Linked DNA regions of Homo sapiens: all the other regions are linked to region 1. Evidence: read pairs that join two places in POLR2A ChIA-PET (ENCODE). Cell type or tissue: OCI-LY7. All regions are shown on one strand.

Evidence for each region. ChIA-PET counts read pairs that join two places held together with the same protein. Peaks named below come from ENCODE experiments on the same cell type or tissue, not always from the same donor. Only the 100,000 strongest peaks of a DNase experiment are listed, where the experiment ranks them.
Region 2: POLR2A ChIA-PET joins it to region 1 with 5 read pairs; 3 of 35 experiments call an interaction of 5 or more read pairs at or near these places.
Region 3: POLR2A ChIA-PET joins it to region 1 with 5 read pairs; 4 of 35 experiments call an interaction of 5 or more read pairs at or near these places.

The regions. Positions count from the first base shown.
Region 1 is chr1:84,285,910-84,289,909 of GRCh38, forward strand. No RefSeq gene overlaps it. Among named protein-coding and RNA genes, the nearest start is that of SAMD13, 14 kb to the right of the region's middle. RefSeq lists a silencer at 1,624-1,824. In OCI-LY7, no CTCF peak of the experiment used is centred here; a DNase peak (open chromatin) is centred at 1,702.
Region 2 is chr1:84,485,405-84,489,404 of GRCh38, forward strand. All of the region lies in intron 3 of RPF1 (ribosome production factor 1 homolog), which reads left to right. Among named protein-coding and RNA genes, the nearest start is that of RPF1, 8.1 kb to the left of the region's middle. In OCI-LY7, no CTCF peak of the experiment used is centred here; no DNase peak of the experiment used is centred here.
Region 3 is chr1:84,342,832-84,346,831 of GRCh38, forward strand. All of the region lies in intron 3 of SAMD13 (sterile alpha motif domain containing 13), which reads left to right. Among named protein-coding and RNA genes, the nearest start is that of SAMD13, 43 kb to the left of the region's middle. In OCI-LY7, no CTCF peak of the experiment used is centred here; no DNase peak of the experiment used is centred here.

The DNA of each region.
Region 1 (4,000 bases):
AACTGTTAGGTTTTCTTTTAGAGTCAATGAGAATCATATATCTAATTACACGTTTCTTCTTGATTTGGTTGTCAGGAAGCTTAAACATCTCACTGTAAGTTAATTTTAATAACTTTGTAGGATGCTACAGCTACATATCTTCATTTTTTTCTTCTCCTCTTGTGTTGGTATTTTCTTTCTGATGTTAGTTTTTTAAATTGCTTTTTATATTATTACAATTCCCTCCCAATGCTTTGTGGAAAAAAGTGGGTAATAAGTAGGAAAAAAAAAAAGTATGAATCTCTTCCTGAGTCTCTTCCTCATTCATAGCAAATTTTCCTCCTGACCCAGCTCATCCATCACTGAGTGACTAACCAAACATTATAAGCCATCAACATTAGTGCTCCAGCTTACATTATAAGTGGATGATTCAAACACTACTCAGGTAAACAGAGGGAAAAGCAGGAAAATCACTCCCTTTATTCTTAAGCAAATCAACTAGATCTCATCGACTTCCTTCAAAGAGTTTAGGTAGTTTTTTTTTTTAATCTAGAAAAAAAAAATCACAGAACCCATGCAACAGTAAAAATAAGAGAAATCTAGAAAAGCAGAGGAATCAAATGAGAAGAAATTAAATAACTGAAAATCACATTAAAAGTACCAAGGAAGAGAATTTAAACGGCAGAAAATTGGACATGAAGAGGAAGCTATTGAAGAAAATAATCACATGGAATTTGGTGGAAAATGACATGGAATGAAGGTGATCAGAAAGAAGATGAAAGTTGTAGACCATGGACAATGGAGAACTAAAACATGAGTGACTTTTATCTTTGAAGATGTGAATGAGCAAATGGAAATGAAAAATTACACAATAGAAGAATGTTATGAACTAAAGTAAGTTTTCAAATTGAATTTTGAAAAGGCTCACCATATTCCAATCAAATTTAATAAAAGCTTTCTTTCTAGAACTTTAAGGACTAAAAGAAATAGAATCCTATAGTCATCTAGGCAGAAGGAAAAAGGTCATCTTCATAAACAAAGGAATCAGGCATATTCTAAGCAATGTTAAATGTTAGAAGAAAATGGAGCAATGGCTAACAAACATAGGAAGAAAAAACATTCCATATCTGTTGCAGGAAGTCAGGGACCCTGAATGAAGGGACCAGCTGAAGCCATGGCAGAAGAACATAAACTGTGAAGATTTCATGGACATTTATTCATTCTCCAAATTAATACTTTTATAATTTCTTATGCCTGTCTTTACTGCAATCGCTGAACATAAATTGTGAAGATTTCTTGGACATTTATCACTTCCCCAGTCAATACTCTTATAATTTCCTAGGCCTGTCTTTATTTTAATCTCTTAATGCTGTCATCTTCGTAAACTGAGGATGTATGTCGCCTCAGGATCCTGTGATGATTGCGTTATCTGCACAAATTGTTTGTAGAGCATGTGTGTTTGAACAATATGAAATCTGGGCATCCAAAAGGACCAGCATGGCTGCGATTTTCAGGGAACAAGGGAGATAACCACTGGGCCTGACTGCCTGCTGGGCCAGACAGAACAGAGTCATATTTCTCTTCTTACAAAAGTGAATAGGAGAAATATGTCTGAATTCTTTCTCTCAGCAAGGAACAGCTCTGAGAAAGAGAATGCATTCCTAGGGGGAGGTCTCTAAAATGGCCACTCTGGGAGTGTCTGTCTTATACAGTTGTAGATAAGGGATGAAATAAGCCCCGGTCTCCTGCAGTGCCCTCAGGCTTATTAGGATTAGGAAATTCCTGCCTAGTAAATTTTAGTCAGACCAGTTGTCTGCTCTCAAAACTTGTCTCCTGATAAGATGTTATCAATGACAATGCGTGCCCAGTGGGACATGAAACTTCATCAGCAATTCTAATTTCTCCCTGGTCCTGTGATCTCACTCTGCCCCCATTTGCCTTGTGATATTTTATTGCCCTTGAAGCATGTGATCTCTGTGACCCATACTCTATTTGTACCCCGCTCCCCTTTTGAAATCCATAATAAAAACTTGCTGGTTTTTTGGCTTGGGGGCATCACGGAACCTGATGACCTGTGATGTAACCCCCGGACACCCAGCTTTAAAATTTCTCTCTTTTGTGCTCTTTCCCTTTATTTCTTAGACCGGCCGACACTTAGGGAAAATAGAAAAGAACCTACATTGAAATATTGGGGGCTGGTTCCCCCGATACTTATCTGGTCTAACCACCTTCATGTGTAATCATGACAGAAATAAATTCTCAAATATGCAAGAATTCAAGAAAAATAGCATTTATGCACCTCTGAAAAATCTGTCAGGAAAAAAAATTAAGACAATAAACAGATAAGTAACCATAAAATAAAATTCATGAATGAGAAAGTCATGATGTACAAAAGGTTAAGCCGTGAGCTTTAAGTCTACTACACATATTTAAGTAATTGGCATTTTAAGTCATAAAATTAAATATAGTTGTTTTAATACTAAAAAAATACATAATATAAATCATAATATTTTGATGACAATAGACTGGAACAAGAATCATATTTGCTTTCCAAACTAAGAGGTGGGAAGAGAAAAGAGAGAAGTTAAGTAGACTGATTTCATCATTTCATCATCATTGCATTTCTAAAGTTAATTGAAAAATAAAAATGTAAGCATATTATTTAAAACAGACTTTACAACTCCCCAATTGCTAGAGTGTGGCAGGTAGCCTTCTTAAACAGCTCCCAATTGTCCCCACTTCCTGGCATTCATGCCTTTGTGTTAGTCTAGACCTAATGACTTGCCCTTACCAAAAAGAATGTGGCAAAAGTGATAGGATTTCCCTTCTGAAGTTGGGCTATAGAAGGCTAGGACTTCTGTCTTGCTTACACTCTTACTCTGACTTTTCCCCACATATCACTTGTTTTGATAAAGCCAGCTGCCATGTTGTGAGCTACCCTATGGAGAAGCCCATGTGACAAAAACTGAGGACTTCAGTTGAGCAGCCCATAAGGAACCAAATCCTGCCTCCAACCATATAGGTAAGAAAGCAGATCCTCCCCAAATCTAGCCTTCAGGAGAGAAGAGCCCTGTCCATTACCTTGATTGCAGCCGTGTGAGAGACCCTGAAGCAGAGGATTCAACTAAGCCACACCAGGACTCCTGACCCACAGAAAGTGTGAGATAATAAGTGTGTGTTGTTAGAAGCTGCTAAGTTTTGGGGTAGTTTGTTACACAGCAATAAATAACTAATGACAAATATTTTCCTTGACCAGACTAGCTCTTCTCCTCTAAGCCCTCTTCTTGGTAAGGTATCAGTCTTGGCCTATAAAGACTTGTACAAAAACTAACATACTTTCTTTTTTTTTTTTTTTTAAGAACTTTCTCTCCTCCACCATTTCAAGGCCACATCACTAGGTTGACATTAGCTCCTTTTAAAGTGCCTCACTAAGAAAGCTCAAGAATGCCAAATAACTTACTATTTGTTTGAGCCAACACCTGGCAGTATGCCCTGACCACCCTTTCTTAGAACATTTACTAAAAAGGGCTTGCAACTGTGACTCCTTCCTCTGTCTCTTTGAGATGTACATGTATCTCCTACAACTCAGGGGTGTCTTTCTCAAGGACCCAAAAGCCATTTATTTGAAATACAATCAAGAAGAATAGGGCCCCTGTCTCCCAGTCTGTAGGAAGATAGAATCCTAGTGTTTGTAACTATCACCTACCAGAAACAGCTGGCGTTACCACTTTGTGATGTGAACCCTTTGTTATGTTTCACTTCTCTGACTCTCCTGAGCCCTCATTCACCCCCGTCCTACTCCTATTTTAGTTGGTCATCTCTATACAAATCAGAGTTCAGTTCATGCTGGATGCTTATCTCTATTCTCTGATTACTCTATTGTAGATTGTCTCTATTACTTACTGATTAAAGTCTGTCCTTGCCACTTTAGAGTCCAGCTTTGTTAATCTTTGATACTAAAATATAGAGGAAGATAAAAATAAAACCAAGACAAAACAAAAGCAAAGAAAGTACAGATTGT
Region 2 (4,000 bases), 200 kb after region 1:
TAACTTTTATACAATATTTTTAATGATTTTGTGCATGACACAAACTTTTGACTGTGACCCCATCACATGAGGTGAGGTGTGGAATTCCCCACTTGTGGCGCCATGTTGGTGCTTTATCAAAAAGTTTTGAATTTGGGAATATTTCAGGTTTTGGGTGTTTTTGGATTAGGGAGGCTAACCTGTGCCATGAATATTATGTTAAGTCCTTTTTCAGTACTTCTTACCAAGAGTCACCTGATAATTTTCTCATACTGGTTATGTTTACCTTGATCACTTGGTTAAGGTGGTGCCTGCCAGGTTTCTCCACTCTGAATTTACTGTTTTTCCCTTTGTATGATAATTAGTAAGTATTTGGGGAGGAGATAACTTGAATGTTACTCCTCAACTTAACACTCATTGTAAATCATTTTTTCCAGTTTGATAAGTGAGAAATTGTATATCACTGTAGTTTTAATTTGCAGTTCTCATTTTGAATGAGGTTGAACATCTTTTCATATTTTTTTCCCCTTGATTGATTGATTGTGTCTCTTGCCCATTTGTCTACTGGGTAGTGATTTTATATAGGAAAGTCAGGGTAGGCTTTATTGAGAAATTGACCTTTTAGCAAAGACTTGAAGGATGTGAGGAAATTAGCCATCTTTGGGCAAAAAGAGCCCCAGAATGAGAGAACACCCAGTGCACAAGCTCCAAGGCAGGAGTGTATCGAATATGCTTTTTAAGAATAACAAGGAGGCCATTGTGACTGAAATCAAGCAAGGGAGAGAATTGTAGAAGAGGTCCTAGGAAAGTATGATGAAGAAGAAAGACCAGATCAGTGACTTTGTTGGCCGGTATGAGGACTTTGGTTTTATACTTAGTGAAATGAAGAGCCACTGGGTGGGTTAGAATAGAAGAATGACGTGGCCGGGCACAGTAGCTCACGCCTGTAATCCCAGCACTTTGGGAGGCCGAGACGGGTGGATCACGAAGTTAGGAGATTGAGACCATCCTGGCTAACGTGGTGAAACCCCATCTCTACTAAAAATACAAAAAAATTAGCCAGGTGTGGTGGCGGGCACCTGTAGTCCCAGCTACTCGGGAGGCTGAAGCAGGAGAATGGCGTGAACCCGGGAGGCGGAGCTTGCAGTGAGCCGAGATCGCGCCACTGCACTCCAGCATGGGCGACAGAGCGAGACTCCGTCTCAAAAAAAAAAAAAAAAAAAAAAGAATAGGAAAATGATGTGATCAGACTTAATTTTTAGAAGTAGTTGGCTGCTTTACTGAGAATGTAGCTGGAGAGGTAAGTAGAGAAAGGAAGCTACTAAACAAATCCAGGAAAGAAATGATGGGCTTTCATCATGACCTGGGCCAGGGTAGTTACAATGAAAGTGGTGAGAATTGATCTGATTCTAAATATTTTTTCCCCTGGGTATATTTTGAAATCAGAGCTGCTTCAATTTCCTGACAAATTGGATGCAGAATATGAGATAAATAGAGGATTCAGAGATGGTATTAAGGTTTTAGACTGAGCAAATTAGAAGGATGAAATGGTCATTGACTAGATGTGGAAGACTGAGTGAAGGAGATTTAAGGGGAAATCAAGAGTTCAGTTTTGCATATATTATGTTTGAGATGACTCAAGAGTTTTTAGAAGAGATGTCAAGCAGGTAGTTGGGATGTGAGCTTGGAATTCAGGAAAGAGGTCTTGAGATAAATTTGGGGGTAACAGGCATATCAAGGGTGTGTGTACATAAAGGTTTCCCTAGAATGTTTACCTACAGTAGGATAATTTTGAGTCATGGAATGTGTAAATGTTTAACTTTACATAATTGTACCAAAATATTTTTCAAAGTAGTGGTTGTATCATTTTATACTTTTGTGGTACAAGAGTAGTGTTCCTGCTCATCCACATTCTAACCAACTCATGGTATGTTCAGACTAATGATAAAAGGCTGTCTCATTGTGGTTTGAATTTGTATTTCCTTGTTTTCTAATGTTGAGCATCATTTAATATAAGTTGTTTTCTTTAGAGATAAGCCAGTTCATGTCTTTTGCCCAGTTTTCTATCATGTAGTATATTTTACGCATTTGTGGAACTTCTCTATATAATTTGGATACCAATTCTTCATACATATTAAAGAAATCTTCCAATTCATGAATTCTCTTTTTATTTTCTATGGTGTCTTTTGAGGACCAGGACCAGAAGTTCTTGATGTAGTTGAGTTTTTGAAAAATTAGCACTTAAAGCTTTTTATGTAATATTTAAGAAACTTTTCTCTTTCCTGTGATCATAAGTTCTTCTTTCCTTCTAAAATAATTAAAGAGTTGCCTCTCGTATTTATTTGCTTGATTGTCAGGAATTGTTTTCTGTTTGGTGTGAGAATGGAAACCAGTTACTTTCCTTCCTGTCTCCCCAACCTGTCCTTTTGCATATATATATTTTGAATTAGTTTTAATGTACTCTTACAATTCTGTGTTCTACTTCTTAACAGTTCATTTATATATAACCAGTTTATCCAGTACTGGTTATATATAACCAGTAGTTATATTTTTGGAGTAGTGCAGCCTTTCCCCACAATGAATTGTAATGCCATGATATATATCAAATATCTATATATGCTTGGTCTTTTTCTGGGCTATTTGCTTCGTCAGTTTGTCACTGCATCATTAGTTAATTATTTAGCTTCATAATAAGGCTTCATATCTATAAGGGCAAAATGCTTCTTTCACTCCTGCCCCTAAATCCCCTCTCTTCAGATGTGTTTTGGCTTTTCCTAGGCCTTTGCTCCTCCATATAAATTATAAATGGCACTAAATCAGATCAATTTGGGGATACGTATGTATGTATATAATATATATTTACTTAGGTCTCCTTTAAATAGTGAAATGTATTTCATGTATTTCGTAATTCTCTTCATGGAAGTTGACACATAAATCTTGCTAGAGCTATTCCTGGATATCTTACAGTTTTTGTTGGTGTAAACTGCATGTCTTTGAAAATTGTTTTGTTAGCCAATTTATAAAAATGCAATGGATTTTTGAATAGTGATGTTCTAACCAGTAGCCTACCTAAATTCATTTCTAATTTGTTGGGATATCGTTTTCATTTTTCTGTTTAGATAACCATTTCTGCAAATGACAGTTTTCTTATTTTGACCCATTTTTCTCCCATTTTTGTGCCTTCTAGAACTTCTAGCCTAATGTCAAATAAATAGAAAAATCAACAGTGCCATCTTTGCCACGTTCCTGATTTTCAAAAGAATACTTCCAATGAGTCAACATTAATATTTGTGTCACTAGAGATAGATTATTATGAGTTAAGGGTTAAGTAAATTTTACTTATTCTTATGATTTTGTTTTGTTTTGTTTGTCATGAATGAATGTAGAATGTTATTAGATGTTTTCTTTGCAAATATTGAGGTGATTATGTGGCTTTTCTCTTACTGCATTAAACATCATAACCAAATTGGATTTATTAATTCTTTGCTTAGAATTAATTATATCTGTGTTCATGAGTGAGACTACAGTAATGTCCACTTTTCGTTCCTAATATTATTTTATTTTGGCTTTTTCTCTTTTTTAAATCAGTTTTTACCAAGATATCTATTCTCTTAGTCTTTTCTGAGTACTTTCTTCTTTGATCCTGTTGAATCTTTGTTTTCTAATTCATTTATATCTCCTTTTATCTTTATTATTTTCTTCTGCTTCCTTTGAGTTTATTCTGTATTTATTGATTTGCTCAATATATATTTTTTCTAATATGAGCAGGTATAGCCATAAAACTCTTTCAGACTACCACTTTTGGTATATTCCACAAATTTTAAAAGGTACTACTTTCATTAATGTTTAAATCTGAGTGTCTCTCAATGGAAGATTTGTCTTCTCGTAATTTCATTAGTTTTTTTTGGTTCTTTTTTTGTTTGTTTGTTTTGTTTTTTTTGTGGTTATTGTTTTTACTAACCAAGTTGATGAGGGAAATGAAAGTAGTTCAAGAGTAAACACATCTCAGTTTCTGCCCTGA
Region 3 (4,000 bases), 57 kb after region 1:
CAACAAAAGCAAAAATTGACAAATGGGATCTAATTAAACAAAAGAGCTTCTGTACCGCAAAAGAAACTATCATCAGAGTGAACAGGTAACCTATAGCGTGGGAGAAAAATTTTGCAATCTCTCCATCTGACAAAGGTCTAATATCCAGAATCTACAAGGAATTTAAACAAATTTACAAGAAAAAAACAAACAACCCCATTAAAAACTGGGCAAAGGACATGAAAAAACACTTCTCAGAAGAAGACATTAGTGCAGCCAAGAAACATGAAAAAAACTCAACATCACAGATTATTAGGTAAATGCAAATCAAAACCACAATGAGATACCATCTTACACCAGTCAGAATGGCAATTATTAAACAGTCAAGAAACAACAGATGCTGGCAAGGTTGTGGAGAAATAGGAATGCTTTTACACTGTTGGTGTGAATGTAAATTAGTTCAACCATTTTGGAAGACAGTGTGGCAATTCCTCAAAGATCTAGAATCAGGAATACCATTTGATTCAGCAGTCCCATTACTGGGTATATACCCAAAGGAATATAAATCATTCTATCATGAAGATACATGCACATGTCTGTTCATTGCAGCACTATTCACAATAGCAAAGACATGGAATTAACCCAAATGCCCATCAATGATAGACTGGATAAAGAAAACGTGGTACATAGACACCATGGAATGCTGTGAAGCCCTGAAAAGGAATGAGACCATGTCATTTGCAGGGACATGGATGGAGCTGGAAGCCATTATCCTCAGCAAACTAATGCAAGAACAGAAAACCAAACACTGCATGTTCTTACTTGTAAGTGGGAGCTGAAGAATGAGAACACATCGACACAGGGAGGGGAACAACACACACTGGGGCCTGTCAGGGGTGGGTTGGGGAGAAGGAGAGCATTAGGAAAAATAGCTAATGCATGCTGGGCTTAATACCTAGGTGATAGGTTGATAGTGCAACAAACCACCATGGCACACATTTACCTATGTAACAAACCTGCACATCCTGCACATGTACTTAAAATAAAATTTAAATTTAAATTAAAAAAAATTTTTAATCAGCTGAAGAAGACTTATTTGACAATATATGGGAGGTCTTCAATTCTAGTTATATTTTGTAAATCTACTATTTTGAAAAGCCTGCCTAGTTTCATCTCTATGACCCAGTTTTCTCATTTGATAAAATGGGCCTTATGTATTTTCCTTCATCAGAAATGTGTTTCAGGTTTTTGTTTTTTGTTTTTTTGGCTTTTTTTTTTTTGTAATACAGACCCTTTATCACCTACCTTGTGCCAGCAGAAAATATTAAATAGCACTAGGAAATACTCATGAAGTCACTGAAAGCATTAGCCCTTACAGTGAGCCAAAATGGATTTTGTGTCCGATTTAAGTGCAAAAGCCATTTTGCTTGTGACTGTTACTTCAACAAATGAAATACTTTTGAGCCACACAAACAGCTTCTCTCTGAATAAGCTGCTCAGTGTTGATTTTTAAATAAGGTGAAGCCTCCCCACAGTGTATATTATCCACTCTAAATTTCCCACCAATAGGAAGGCAAGGCAAGCACAGCCATCAGCTGAGAGTCATTGGCTGAGAATGTTGAGCTCATAGTCACTCCACCCACAAGGAGCTGCTGACAGAAGGTGGGCGGGAGTGGAGGCATGTGAAGGATCCATACAACAAAGAGGAACTTCTCTCCAGAAGATACTTCATCCCAAGAGCCTTGTGATAGTATTCAAAAGGGCTTGGTGTAAACTTGAATAGTTCACCATCTTCCTTTCCAACCTTATATGGAAATTCTTCCAAAAATAAACCCTGTCTTGGTGGGGAAAGGCTGTTTAAAGAAACATGGTGAATTACTACAAAGTACTAGGTGTGCCTCAAAATGCTTCCTCCCCTGATATTAAGAAGGCTTATCACCAGTTGGCTCTGCAGGTACACCCAGACAAGAACCCAGGGAACAAAGAGGCATCTGAGGAGAAATTCAAACAAGTAGCAAGAGGCCTATGAGGTCTTGTCTGATGCCAGGAAATGAAATGAGTATGACAAGTCCAGAAGGAACCGAACCAAAAGGGAAACAGAGGAGATGGCAGAGACAAAAAACATTTGGAGGAGGAACTATGCATTCTCAGGATTCTCAGGTGATGATTTTTCCCTTGGCCTTGTGGGTAAAGCCAGGAGATTCCACTCCTCCATCTTTGATGTGGCTCCCATATTGGACACAGGATTTTCCACTTTTTTATCTCTGGGCTCCAGAGCAAGTACCTCTACCTCTGAGACATTTGAACCCTTTGTAAGCAGCAGACTGAGAAACTTCAGACTGGTCACCATTTGTAGCCAGACAGTAAATGGCAAGAGAGTTGTTACAAAGAAAGTGCTAGAAGATGTGAGGGGGAAGAATGAAGCAGAAAAAGACTGTTTCATGAGATTCCTCCACATCATTGGTAAGAAGTTGCTGCTGTGTTCTTTAACAGGGAGATTTTCATATGAGGCTGGGGTGTTCTGATGCTTATGAAAGACTGAATTGGTGTTTGAGAATGTTTTGAACTAGGATGGACAGAGGTCAGCTTAGTTCAAACCTCTCATTTCACAGAGGAGGGGAATGTGCCAGATGTTGTGTAAGAACCTAGTAAGTAGCAGGCAGAGCATCCATCCCCAGTCTTCTGATTCTAAATTGAGCCTTCTTTCCCTTATGCACCATCTGGGACAGTAGAGGCCACCACCACAAATATGGCCTTCCCAGTCAGCGCAGAGCCCGACCTTCATAAATTCCATTGACTTCTCTTCAATGTGTTTTTCCTGCCCTACCTTGCAATTGCCTAGTTGCCTGTCTTGATGGCTACTCTTTGTCTCTTCCTAGGCTCTTTTCTCTTTGCTACTTCTGTTCCCACCTATTCTTTCTTCCTATACATTTCCCATGGACCATATCACAAATAGCTTCAATTCAGAGTTACCTAGTATAGATTAATGCTGGCAGAGAGAATGAGTGAAAAGTAAATGGGTTGAGATCTTTATATGCTTTTAAAATTTATACATATTTTTTAATTTAAATTTTTTAGAGATAGGGTCTCACTATGTTGCCCAGGCTGGCCTTGAATTCCTGGGCTCAAGCAATCCTCCCACCTCAGCCTCTCAAGTAGCTGGGACTACAGGCATGTACCACCATACTCAGCTTTTATATGCTTTTTTCAATAACTAGCATTTATTGAGTGATCAGTGCATGTCAGGAATTCTACTTCACAAAAGTTACCTCAATAATACTTGCAGCAGTGAAACACAGTAGTTACTTTCCCCCATCACATAGATAAGAAAATGAGGCTTAGAAAAATTCAGTAATGTGCCCCAGGCCCCACTAATAAGCAATAAAGTAGTGTCTTAGTCTAAAGCACATGCTTAGCTAGTGAGCTATAATATCTATGAATCCTACTCATTTATTTTTAAATCTAGATTCTTGCCCTCATTGGAAATTTAAACCTATCATCTCGGAACTTTACTTCCATGCATGAGTACTTGCTGGAACTTAATAAGTATGTAAACATTGTTTATTGCCCAACGGGAACCTGAAGGTTAATTTTACATAAAGACACAATCAATGTCAAAGTTTTACTGACACTAACAAATGATTATCAGTTAACACACAATTCCCAAGATGTGAAATATCTTTTTGTTTTGGACTTCATCATGATGTACATGCAAAATCTTGGTTTTGTTTTGTTTAGCTGGAATTGGTCACACTCCAATCACTTCATTTATATTAATACACAGACTGGGATCCAGAGGAGTTGTTCCTTACGGAAAGTTACTGATAGAGTCTGCAAGAACCTGTCTTCCAGTTTCCAGTCCCAAGCTCATTGTAGCACAGCATGCTGTTGGTAGAATTTGGATTTCACTTGCATCCCATGGACGTTATGTATCAAATTATTAGCTTTCTTAATCAAGGAACTTTCCTGTGTGTACAATTTTTATGAAACGAATGTTTTATGTAGTCTTTGAACTCTTTAA